Regions from separate parts of the Homo sapiens genome. Here region 2 is linked to region 1. A link is a contact called in ENCODE Hi-C data. All regions are on one chromosome and are shown on one strand. The core of a region is the stretch at or near the end of the contact, and the rest is flanking DNA. Distances in the headings are between cores, read along the strand shown.

Evidence for each region. A loop is a pair of places that touch in the nucleus more often than their neighbours do. Pooled maps may share reads with other maps.
Region 2: a loop to region 1 is called in a pooled map, with 19 times the contacts of the local background. The contact joins the promoter of RSL1D1 here to the promoter of RMI2 in region 1. A Hi-C loop is called at or near these places in 9 of 50 pooled maps.

The regions. Positions count from the first base shown.
Region 1 is chr16:11,343,001-11,349,373 of GRCh38, reverse strand. It overlaps RMI2 (RecQ mediated genome instability 2), which reads right to left and starts at 3,915. Exons shown (of 2, transcript NM_152308.3): 1 at 3,608-3,915. The coding sequence starts at 3,902. All of the region lies in intron 1 of LOC105371082 (a long non-coding RNA gene), which reads right to left. It overlaps LOC105371083 (a long non-coding RNA gene), which reads left to right and starts at 4,162. Exons shown (of 2, transcript NR_135174.1): 1 at 4,162-4,261. RefSeq lists silencers at 3,587-3,666, 3,687-3,846.
Region 2 is chr16:11,846,810-11,853,039 of GRCh38, reverse strand. It overlaps RSL1D1 (ribosomal L1 domain containing 1), which reads left to right and starts at 1,498. Exons shown (of 9, transcript NM_015659.3): 1 at 1,498-1,632; 2 at 2,622-2,761; 3 at 5,234-5,372; 4 at 6,197-6,230. The coding sequence starts at 1,528. RefSeq lists enhancers at 296-829, 830-1,364, 1,137-2,336 and a silencer at 1,382-1,568.

The sequences.
Region 1 (6,373 bases), core at 2,666-5,165:
CCTCTCCCACTCCAAAGCAGCTCTCCGCTGTCTCTCCCTCTCCTTCCTGCATCCCCACCCCGCGGTTGCCATGACCATTCCAATGGCTCCAGCCCATCTCCTGCCAGCTTCCTCCTCTTCGAAACCATCCCCACCCCACTGCTGCAGTCAACATTGTCAAATCCACCTCCTGCCTCCAGAACTCAGTTGATCCAAGCGCGATCTAGGTAAGCATGGTTTCTCTGATTCTCCTGCAGACAGAGAGCAGCTTGAGGGCAGGAAGAGCTTCTCCTTCAACTCTGCCTCTTCAGCACCTTAGGTTTATGGAAACAAACTCCTGGATGTTCCAGAGGAAGAGGCGGTGGAGGAACAGCACTACAGCAGCAGTGCAGTGAGCAGAGTTCAAGGCCATCTTGAAGCAGGCAGGTCCTTCCAGACAGCCAATGAGGCTCATCAGGATAGAGCCCTCCTACCTTCCACCACTGCCCCAGGCTCCCCAAAGGCACGCGGCTCTATCCCCTTCAAGCCTTTGCACAGGCTGCTCCATGGAGCTGCACAATCTCCTGCCACTGCACACAGACAGAGGGTGCCCAAGTGTCCCAGTTTTAACACTGAAAGTCCCACGTCCCAGGACCCTCTCAGTCCCAGGCAACCCAGGAGGGTTGGTCCTTACAGATAACTCCAATGCATCCTTCAGGGCTGCCTCTTCCAGGAAGCCTTCCCTGAGCCCTCAAACCTAGATCAGCTGTCCCTCCTCTGCGCCACCTCACTCTTGCCTGCAATGTTACTTTGTGTTTTAGTGGCCCGCTTACCTCCCTGCCTCCCTGATGGCAGTGACTCAATTTTGTCAAGCTGGACTCAGTATTAATTAACAAGAAGAAATGACATGGCCCCTGCCAGCTGGCATTCAGGCCAGTGGGTATGTCAGACAGGTTCACCAATGCCCATGGGTTCAAACACTTATTTACTAGATGCCAGGCTTATGCCAGGGCTGAGACCAGATAGGAGACTGCCCCAGCCTGCCTGCAAGGTGCTTTGCCTGCAAACCAACACACCAAGCAGCATGGGTTACTTGCTGGGCCAAGGCTAAGGCCAAGGGTTGGCAAACTTTTTCTGTAAAGGGCGAGACAAATATTTTGGGCTTTTCCCGCCATAGGGTCTCTGTCCCAGATAAAATTCTAGCTGGGGTGGGACAGCGGCCCGAGACATTCTGTAAATTACCAATGTATTCCAATAAAACTTAACTTATGAACACTGATGCTTGAATTTCATATACTTTTCACATATCACGATTTTCTTTTCAACCATTTAAAAATGTGAAATCCTGCCAGGTGCAATGACTCACACCTGCAGTCCCAGCACTTTGGGAGGCCAAGGTGGCCAGGAGCTCCAGACCAACCAGTCTAGCCAACATGTTGAAACCCCATCTCTACTAGAACTACAAAAATTAGCCGGGTGTGGTGGTGCACACCTGTAATCCCAGCTACTCGGGAGGCTGAGGCATGAGAATCGCTTGAACCCAGGAGGTGGAGGTTGCAGCAAGCCATGACTGCGTCACTGTACTCCAGCCTGAGAGACAGAGCGAGATTCTGTCTCAAAAATAATAATAGTAATACATAAAAATTTTAAAAGCATTTTTAGTTCGCAGGACACATGAAAAGAGGAGGCCTGTAGTTTGCTGACCCTGTCCTAGACCAACGCTGCGGCTGAGGGCAGGCAGACAGAGGGAAGGCTGATGGGTAAGGCAGTGGGAAGACGGAACAGGAGCATGTGGCAGTAAACGAGTCCTGATATTTTGCATCCTCACTGTGAGCCAGGTGCAGTACTAAGGCAGTTGTTTACTTATTGAATCCACACAACACGCAGGAATGATTAGCTCCTTTTTACAAAATAGTACAAGTCCAGAAAAGTTAACAAGAGTGCTCCAGGCAGCTCAGTTGGGAAGGGGTGGAACCAGAAATTCGACCTAAGCCTTTCCGAGTCCACAGCAGCTCAGGCCAGACCACAGCCCTATCTGCCTCTAGTTAGACTCCAAGACTGAGCAGGAAGGGCCCTTAGGAATGAAGTGATCTTGGCCTGATTTCCCAGGAGAGGGAGCTGAGGTGAGGGAAGGCCCATGGAGCCTCAGAGCTCCTCAGCTTAGACCTCACATCCTCTAGAAGCCTCCCCGGGCCACTCAGCACCTTGCACATCCTCATGGCTCCCCAAAGATCAGCGATCCTCTGCGACACTTGCTCACTGCCTGTCTCCCAGCAGACTCTATCTAGGTCTCGGCTGCAGCCCAACACTGCACATGAGGGGCTGATGTACAACACGTGCTCAACTGACATCCCAGGGAACAAGTGAGATGGATGCCCATTGCCTATCACTCAAGACTATTGGTTCTTGGAGCACTTATGTGTCAGGAACTGGGCCAGATGCTGAGGATACAGTTGTCAGGACCACACAGCTCTGGCCCTCCAGTAGCTTGGGCTGGCCCAGTGGTTCTCAAAGTATGGCCCCCAAACCAGGCGTGGTGGTACAGGCCTGTAGTCCCAGCTACCCAAGGAGGCTGACGCAGGAGGATTGCTTGAGCTCAGGGCCAGCCTGGGCAACACGGTGAGTCCCCTATCTCAAATAAATAAAACATTTAAAAAGTCGAAAGTATGGTCCCCAGACCAGCAGCATCAGCATCACCTGGGAGCTGGTTAGAAATGCAAATTTCCAGCCCCACCTGGACCTCCTGACTCACAAACCCTGAGGGTGGAGCCCCAGCCATCCCAGCTTTACCAAGCCCTCCAGGAGAGACTGATGCTGGCTCAAGTTTGAGCATCAGTGGTTTAAGAGAGGAAGCAGGCAGGGCGCAGCGGCTCATGTCTGTAATCCCAGCACTTTGGGAGGCCGAGATGAGCAGATCACTTGAGGCCAGGAGTTCGAGACCAGCCTGGCCAACATGGCAAAACCCAGTCTCTGCTAAAAAATACAAAAATTAGCCGGGTGTGGTGGCACATGCCTGTAATCCCAGCTACTCGGGAGGCTGAAGCATGAGAATCGCTTGAATTCGGGAGGTGGAGGCTGCAGTAAGCTGAGGTCGCGCCACTGCACCCCATCCTGGGCGACAGAGTGAGACTCCGTCTCAAAAAAAAAAAAAAAAAAAAAAGAGAGGAGGCAAACATGAGTGAGCTACAGCCCAAGACAGTTCAATTAAGGAGAAGTACAGGAGGGTCTCCCGTTCCTAGGGGCTAGGGAGGACTTCCCTGAGAAAGGCACATTTGAGCTGAGACGTTAAGGATGAGCAGAAGTTTCCCAGGACAGTATTTCCCAAAACAAGGATATCAACTGGGAGAGGGGGCTTGTGACAAACGAAGGTGCCGGAGTCCCTCCCCAGAAGATTCCCACTAGGGGTGGGAGAGTCCCAGGAATCTGTATTTGTAAAAGGGACGGCAGGTGATGCTTATCATCAGATCAACTTCACCAAGGAGGGACCGGAGCAAGGGTACCCAAGCGGGGACCCGCAGGGGCAGAGGCCCGGAGGAGGGCCAGACCCGCCCCGCCCCCGTTCGAGTGTCAACAACAAGATCGAATCTGGCCTCGGCAACTTCTCGGCGGGCAGCAGGGAAGAGGGCGCCCGGTAAGGCCCGGGCATTACCTGGGACTAGACAGGGCCGCCCGCGCGGCACCCGCTCCAGGCCGCGGACCGAGAAGTCCCCGCTCGGGTCCCTCAGCCGAGCCTCGCCGCGGTCCGCCATCACTACCCTGCCCTGCATCCACACGGCCGCCAGGTCCAGCGGCCCGCGGCCCGCCGCCGCCCGTGACAGCCGCCACGCGCCCGGGCCGCCCTCCGCGTCGCGCCGCAGCTGCTCCGCCAGCACCTTGAGTGGCGGCGACCTCGGAAGCCGCACCCCCGCGGGGCCGCCTGAGAACGAGTCCGCAGCCGCCGCCATTCCGCCTCGCCGCACCCTTCCGCCCCGCCTCCGCTTTCCCGCCAACTTTGAGAAGCAGCGGGGCCCGGCCCTCAGCCACCAATCAGGAGCGCGCTGGCAGAGCCGGCCAATGGTCGACGTCAGAAGGCGGGACCGCCGGGCGAAGAGGCCCTCTCTAGCAGCCAGGAGTGCGCATGCGTAGATAAAAGTAAATAAACGCCCTCAAGTTAGGAATGAACGGAGGAAATGGGTTAAACGAGAATAAATAATTGAAGGCAGAGAGGTAAAGAACTTCCTCTTTCAACGCATCTCAAAATTTGGCGTGGATGCAGATCACCTACAGAGTATGATTATTCATCTTTACATTGCCTTGTTTTGAGGTTAGTAAATACTGAAACGAATTAAGAGTCCGTGTTTATTGGGAGTGAGCAAGAATCCAGTCAGGAGATAAGGCTGGGGAGGGAGACGGGGAGAGCTGGCAAACTTGCCTTTTCTTTTATTATTATTTTCAGTTATATTTTAATAGCATCAAATAATTTTAAGGTTAATAAAATATATTGCTATTTTTCAGACAAGAAATGCACATTTATTGTAAAAAAAATAGGGGAAAAATGTAGAACAAGAAAATAATTGTAAAAGCCGCTTATAGATACCCACTGTTAATTTTGGGGTATATTAGCCTTTAGGCTTTAAAATATGTGTGTGTATTTTTTTTGAGACAGGGTCTCACTCTGTTGCCCAGGATGGAGTGCAGTGGCACAGTGACGGCTCACTACAACGTTCACCTCCCGGGCATAGGTGATTCTCCTACCTCAGCCTCCCAAGTATCTCGGACTACAGGCGTGCACCACCACGTCCAGCTAATTTTTGTATTTTTTGTAGAGACAGGGTCTTACCATGTTGCCCAAGGTGGTCTGGAACTCCTGGGATCACGCAATCCTGCCTCCTTGGCCTCCCAAAGTGCTGGGATTACAGGCGTGAGCCACCATGCCTGGCCTATTACTGATATACAAATAGTGTTTTGTATATTGTTTTCACTTAATAATGAACATCTTTCTGTATCAGCAAATATCCATCTGCTTCCTCTTGAATGACTGCATAATACTCGATTTGTCTTATCACATATTAAACCAATATCCTACAGTTGGACATTAAGGCTATTTCCAATTTTTCACTTTATAAATATATCCACTGTGGACCTACTTAAAAGATAAATCTTTTTTATTTATTTATTTATTTATTTTTTTGAGACGGAGTCTCACTCTGTCACCCAGGCTGGAGTGCAGTGGCGCCATCTGGGCTCACTACAAGCTCCGCCTCCCAGGTTCCCGCCATTCTCCTGCCTCAGCCTCCCGAGTAGCTGAGACTACAGGTGCCTGCCACCACGCCCAGCTAATTTTTTGTACTTTGTTTTAGTAGAGACGAGGTTTCACCGTGTTAGCCAGGATGGTCTCGATCTCCTGACCTCGTGATCCACCCGTAAAAGCTAAATCTTTTTGTGCATCCTTCAAATAAAATTCCCAGGAATCTCTCCCTAAAAATTGGATGTCCCCAGTCAGCAAAGTCCACAGATCCTAAATCAGGCAATCCTTAAAGTCAAGGTCAGTTCTTAAGAGAAACTTTGAGTTCCCAGGGCCTCCTGCAGTACCAGGCATTCAGAGAGTATTCAGCAAGAGCTTGATTTTTTTTTTTTTTTTTTTTTGAGACGGAGTCTCGCTGTGTCACCCAGGCAGGAGTGCAGTTGTGCCATCTCAGCTCACTGCAACCTCCGCCTCCCAGGTTCAAGTGATTCTCCTGCCTCAGCCTCCTGAGTAGCTGGGACTACAGGTACACGCCACCCGCCTGGCTAATTTTTGTATTTTTTAGTAGAGACGGGGTTTCGTCATACTGGCCAGGCTAGTCTCAAACTCCTGACCTCGTGATCTGCCCGCTCAGCCTCCCAAAGTGCTGGGATTACAGGCGTCAGCCACCGCACCCGGCCAAGAGCTTCATTTTTATAAAATTGAGCCAGGTCCTATTGTAAGAACTTTGTAGGAAGTATCCCATGTACCCCCACAGACCCTGAAAAGACTGTTCCACACAGGTGAGGAAACTGAGGCTTAAGGAAGCTAGAGGGCTGGCCCATAGACTCTCAGTAGCCTCTATGAGGTTTTGGCCTCTACACCTAATATGGTTTGGCTGTGTCCCCACCCAAATCTCATGTTGAATTGTACTTCCCATAATCCCCACATATCGTGGGAAGGACCCCGTGGTAGGTAATTGAATCATGGGGGCGGATACTCCCATGCTGTTCTCGTGATAGTGAGTGAGTTCTCACAAGATCTGATGGTTTTATAAGGTGCTTTTCCCCCTTTGCTCGGCACTACTTCTTCCTGCTGCCACATAAAGAAGGACGTTTGCTTCCCTTTCTGCCATGATTGTAAGTTTCCTGAGGCCTCCCAGCCCTGCGGAACTGGAGTTAATTAAACCTCTTTCCTTTATAAATTACCCAG
Region 2 (6,230 bases), core at 249-2,748, 510 kb before region 1:
GTGGATCATGAAGTCCAGGAGTTCAAGACCAGCCTGGCCAGGATGGTGAAACCCCATCTTTACTAAAAATACAAAAATTAGCCGGGCGTTGTGGCGCGTGCCTGTAATCCTAGTTACTCGGGAGGCTGAGGCAGAGAACTGCTTGAACCCGGGAAGCGAAGGATACAGTGAGCCCAGATCGTGCCACTGCACTCCAGCCTGTGCGACAGAGCGAGACTCCATTACAAAAAAAAAAAAAAAAAAAAGGAAAAAAATTAATTAAACCCATCCAACAAGAGAAAGGAGAAGTATCTCCTAAACATGCCTAGAACATCTCTGGAAGGTTCCAGGAGACACTGGTAAGGGTACCTCTGGGGAGGCGGGTGGAGTGGGAGGAAGACATTACAAAGCAAACCTGTCCTACCCAAGGGCCGCGTGCGGCCCTGGAGGCCAGGCTTTGAATACAGCCCAACACGAATTCGTAAACTTCCTTAAAGCATTACGAGATTTTTTTTAGATTTTTTTTTTAAAGCTCGTCGGCTATCATTAGTATTAGTTTTATATATGGGCCCAGGCAATTCTTCTTCCAGTGTGGCCCACGGAAGCCAAAAGATTGGACTCCCCTGTTCTAAGGTATTCCATTTGTCAGTTATCCAGCCTCCACTCCTAACCTGTTTGTTTAGCGACAAGGTCTCACTCTACTGCCTACGCTGGAGTGCAGTGGCGCGGATCAGAACTCACCGAGCCTCGAATTCCTCAAGATCCTCCATCCTCCGCCTCCCAAGTAGCCGGGACTACAGGCGCGCACCACCACGCCGGCTAATGTTTATAATTTTTGGAGAGACGGAGTCTCGTATATGCACGGACTGGTCTCCAACTCCTGGAATCCCTCCGCCTCGGCCTCCCAGAGCGCTGGGATTCCAGACGCCAGCCACGCGCACGACCAGCCACGCTTATTTGTACAGGATCTTACCTCCCGCCTCTCTGCGAGACCAGAAGCTCCTAAGAGACTGGCCCAGACTCATCTTTCGGTCCCTCATGCTGCTTAACGTGGCAGGTCGGGTGGCTCCGGGTGGCTCCCGTGCCTTATATTTCAGGGACTCCTCACCAGCCTGGGGTTGGCGTCGCCTAAAGTCAACGGGCAGGTGGGCAGTGGAGCCAGGATTCCGCGCTCTGCCCATGCCACGCGCGGCCTTCCCGGAGGCGGGGACCGTGGAGTGTGGAGGACCCCACTGGGCCTCCTGACGGGACTCTTCTCTCGCCTCAAGGCGCTTTCTTGATTTCTATCTAGTAAGAGTGAGAGGACACCCAAGCTACTCCCCACAGCTCATGGAAAGCTGGAGAAAAGCGGAAGAGCAGGTGCCTCCTCAAAGAAGGGATTCTGACAGCAGCCACTGCCCCGGAGAGCGAAACCCCACGCTCTCCCGGAAATGACGCACAGAGGCTCGGTTCCCGCCCCCTCGCTTCCGGGGCCGGGCTTGCTCGCGCGTGCGCACCAGAAGCCAGCAGTGGGGTTGCACACGCGCCTCTTCACGAGGTGGAAACAAGATGGAGGATTCGGCCTCGGCCTCGCTGTCTTCTGCAGCCGCTACTGGAACCTCCACCTCGACTCCAGCGGCCCCGACAGCACGGAAGCAGCTGGATAAAGAACAGGTGAGTGGTTCCTGGGGAGGGTGGCTTGGAAGCAGTGTGGCGGTTACCTCGTGAGGCGCAGGGTGCCGGAACCCGAGTGCGTGCTCGGCGGACTTCCCCGGGGCTGTGGGACGGTCGCTGGCGGGCCGTGTGCCTCAGCTGTCTCTCCCCTTTACACACGTGGGTGGGCGCCTGCTTTCCCTGGTCCTGCGGCCTGGCGCTAGTGAATTGGGTTGCAAGTGTGCTGTGGAGCTAGATGAGATAGACCTGGCGACCTGGCTTAGCTTCCCTATCATTAGCGCTTGACCGAATCGCTTAGTTTTGCAGGTCTGTTACCCGTTATTTAAAGTGGGCCCTTCGGCTCCCCGTTATCCAGGATCGGGAGAGGTAATGAGTGTAAAGCGCTTTGGCCTGGTACATGGTAAGAAGGTGCTCAGTAGGCCGGGCGCGGTGGCTCACGCCTGTAATCCCAGCACTTTTGGAGGCCGAGGCGGGTGGATCACCTGAGGTCAGGAGTTCGATACCAGCCTGGCCAACATGGTGAAACCCCGTCTCTACTAAAAATACAAAAATTAGGTGGGCGTGGTGGCGGGCGCCTGTAATCTCAGCTACTCGGGAAGCTGAGGCAGGAGAATTGCCAGGAGTTCTCAGTAAATGCTAAATGCATTTTGCTTTGCGTTTTTCCTGGGATTACTGCTTTCATCATTGAGGGCAGGAGGGGCACGTTTCCCTCTAGCCCAATCTCTTTAAGTAGAAGAGGTGCCCTTCTGCACACAGTACTGGAAGTGGGTACTTAGGCATGTTTGATGGATTCTTAGATTTCTGTGAATATAAACTGCAGGATCCTAATAGATACGGTTATGGAGGTTACCCCTTGAAATAGAAGTTGGAAGGGAAAAAATAGAAGGTGTGGGAGGGGGCAAATGCTAAATTAGATTGAGAACATTTCATTTATTTGTGTAAGTTATTGTGAAAACATTTCACTTATTTGTCTAATTTCCACTTTGCAGGTTAGAAAGGCAGTGGACGCTCTCTTGACGCATTGCAAGTCCAGGAAAAACAATTATGGGTTGCTTTTGAATGAGAATGAAAGTTTATTTTTAATGGTGGTATTATGGAAAATTCCAAGTAAAGAACTGAGGGTCAGATTGTAAGTTGTGATTTTCTACCTTTGCTGTTTTTATCTGTGTGTTTATTCTTTGTAACTCGAACAATTGCATCATGGTTACTAATGGAAACTTTGCAAACTTATAATAAAAATCTGACGTGAAGTAAAACAACTATGTCCAAAAGAACCATAGAGGCTTGATGTGGTGGCTCACACCTGTAATCCCAGCACTTTGGGAGGCCGAGGTGGACGGATCACCTGAGGTCGGGAGTTCAAAACCAGCCTGGCCAACATGGTAAAACCCTGTCTCTCCAAAAATACAAAAATTAGCCAGGCATGATGGCGGGTGCCTGTAATCTCAGCTACTCGGGAGGCTGAGGCAGGAGAGTGGCAGTGAGCGGAGATGTCTCCATTGCACTCCAGCCTAGGCGACAGAGCAAGACTCTGTCTCAAAAAAATAAAAAATAATAAAAAATAAAAGAACCGTAGAAATTCAGATGTGCTAAAATTTTCTAGAAATTTCACCAGTTTTCTTAGAGCTTGGTGGACAGCTAACGTAATCAGGTCTGTTGAATCGAAAACGTGGTGTTCGAAAGAATAAAGGTGGAATAAGTTAAACAGCTTTATTTTATTTTATTTTTTTATTAGAAACTGTTATCTTTCCATGTCAAGCAAAAATTCTTTGGGGCTACAATTTATTCCTTTGTACAGAGACTATTAAAAACTGCAGTGAATTTCTGTCTATGGAAAAGAAATCCATGGTGATTATACAGAATGCTTCTTCAGAACATAGGTTGTAAGCATAAGAAATGAGTTAAACCCTTGTATTTTATTTTCTGTAAGATGTGGCATAATTGTGTTTGCTGGTCCCTCTTGGTTTAGTCCATGTTTTTGGTTTCGATTCTTTTATCTCTCCTTTTTTTTTTTTTTTTAAGAGACGAGATCTTGCGCTGTTGCCCAGCTGGAGTACAATAGTGAGATCTGTGTTCACTGCAACCTCAACCTCCCTGACCTGACTCAAGTGATCCTCCCACCTCAGCCTTCCAAGTAGCTGGGACTACAGGTGCACACCACCATGCCTAGCTAATTTTGAAATCTTTGTGGAGATGAGGTTTCACTGTGTTCTCCAGGCTGGTCTCGAACTCAGGCTCAAGCAGTCCTCCCTCTCAGTCTCCCAAAGTGTTGGGATTACAGGCATGAGCCTCCATGCCTGGGCTGTTTCAATTCTTAAAAGTTATGTTATGCTGGGCATGGTGACTCATCCCTGTAATCTCAGCACTTTGGGAGGTGAGGTGGGTGGATCATTTGAGGCCTGGGAGTTTGAGATCATCCTGACCCAACATGGCGAAATCCCATGTCTCCTAAAAATACAAAAATTAGCCAGACATGATGGTGGGCGTCTGTAATCCCAGCTGTTTGGGAGGCTGAAGTGCAAGAATCATTTGAACCCAGGAGGCAGAGGTTGCAGAGACTCCAGCCTGGGCGACAGTGAGACTCCCATCTCAAAAAAAAAAAAAAAAGTTATGTTGGCTGAGTGTGGTGGCTCACACTGTAATCTCAGCAGTTTGGGAGGCTGAGGCAGGTGGATTGCTTGAGCCCACAAATTCAAGACCAGCCCAGGCTATGTGGCGAAACCCTGTCTCTACGAAAAATACAAAAATTAGCTGGGCCTACACCCAACTGGTACGTGCCTGGAGTCTCAGCTATGCTGGAGGCTATCGTGAGCTATGATCACACCACTGCACTGCAGCCTTGGGTACTGAGCAAAACCCTGTCTCAAAAAAAGGAAAAGAAGAAAGAGTTATTATGTTTATGGAGCTAAGAGTTTTAAAGAAGGTAAAATTCTGAACCAGGCTTGTCCTGATTAAGCTAGGTTTTTATAGCGCATTACAGTACGTGTGCACATACAGCAACATATGTATAATAATTATATATGCAAGCATTTGGAAGTCTTTAAGTATATTTTAATTCTTGTTGTATCCCAAGTGTTAATTGATATTTGGGCCTGTGTGTTTTTGTGATTTACTTGCCATTGAAAGTGAGTTTTGTTTTTTGTTTTTGTGTTTTGAGACGGAGTTTGCCTCTTGTTACCCAGGCTGGAGTCCAGTGGTGCGATCTTGGCTCACTGCAACCTCCACCTTCCGGGTTGAAGCGATTATCCTGCCTCAGACTCTCAAGTAGCTGGGATTACAGGCACCTACCACCGTGCCTGGCTAATTTTTTATAATTTTAGTAGAAACAGGGTTTCACCATGTTGGCCAGGCTGGTCTTGAACTCCTGACCTCAGGTGATCCATCTGCCTTGGCCTCCCTAAAGTGTGGGATTACAGGCTTGAGCCACTACTACCGGCCATGAAATGTATTTTTAAGTGTTGTTCTTGGTGCATTATTTGCTTAACTAGCATGACTAAAAGTTATTTAAATAACACTAAGTTTATCGCGTATTCTGTGTGATACAAACATGCATAATGTGTGTAATAATGCTTTCCTCGGTTTCTTTTCACGTATTTTGTAGGACCTTGCCTCATAGTATTCGATCAGATTCAGAAGATATCTGTTTATTTACGAAGGATGAACCCAATTCAACTCCTGAAAAGACAGAACAGTTTTATAGAAAGCTTTTAAACAAGCATGGAATTAAAACCGTTTCTCAGGTAGGAAGCCTGGTTAATATTTTCAAGTTATTTAGAGGATTTAATTCAGGCGAAATGGTATCACAAATACATTGCTATATTTCCTAGTATTTTTCTTCTACTTTTCTCTTTTTAATTTAATTTGTGGTGGCGTGTACATCAGTAGCTTTTATATCTTGCAAATTATAAAAGAGGTGGCTCGTGTCATTCCTCTGTACTTCCACAGCATCTTGTTTTTCTCTGATTTGCTGTTTTGTAGTTGGTGTACTTGTCTTTATTACCCTCTGGATCTAAGGTATCTAAGTTTTTTTGTTTGTTTGGAGTCTCGCTCTGTCGCCCAGGCTGGAATTCAATGGCAGGACCTCGGCTCACTGCAACCTCCACCTCCCAGGTTCAAGCTATTCTCCCACCTCAGCCTACCGAATAGCTGGGATTACAGGCACCTGCCATCATGCCCGGCTAATTTTTATATTTTTATAGAGACGAGGTTTCACCATGTTGGCCAGGCTGGTCTTGAATTCCTGAGCTCAGGTGATCCACCCACCTCGGCCTCCCAAAGGGCTAGTATTACAGGCGTAAGCACATACAGCAACATATGTATAATAATATATATATGTTGCCCACCTAGATCTAAGTTGCTTTAGCTGGGGTCTTTTCTCATTTGTCTCAGTGTTCCCAGCATGTAGCGTAGTGCCTGGCACATTTTAGGCCCTCAAGTGTTCATTAAAGTATAGAGGCATGGCTCTAGGACATTTTTAAATCCAAATCCAAATTGTTGCCTAAGTATTTCTTCTCCTTGTTTAGATTCCTAACTTCTTGTTTTTATTCTTCTCTATACTTCCTAGATTATCTCCCTCCAAACTCTAAAGAAGGAATATA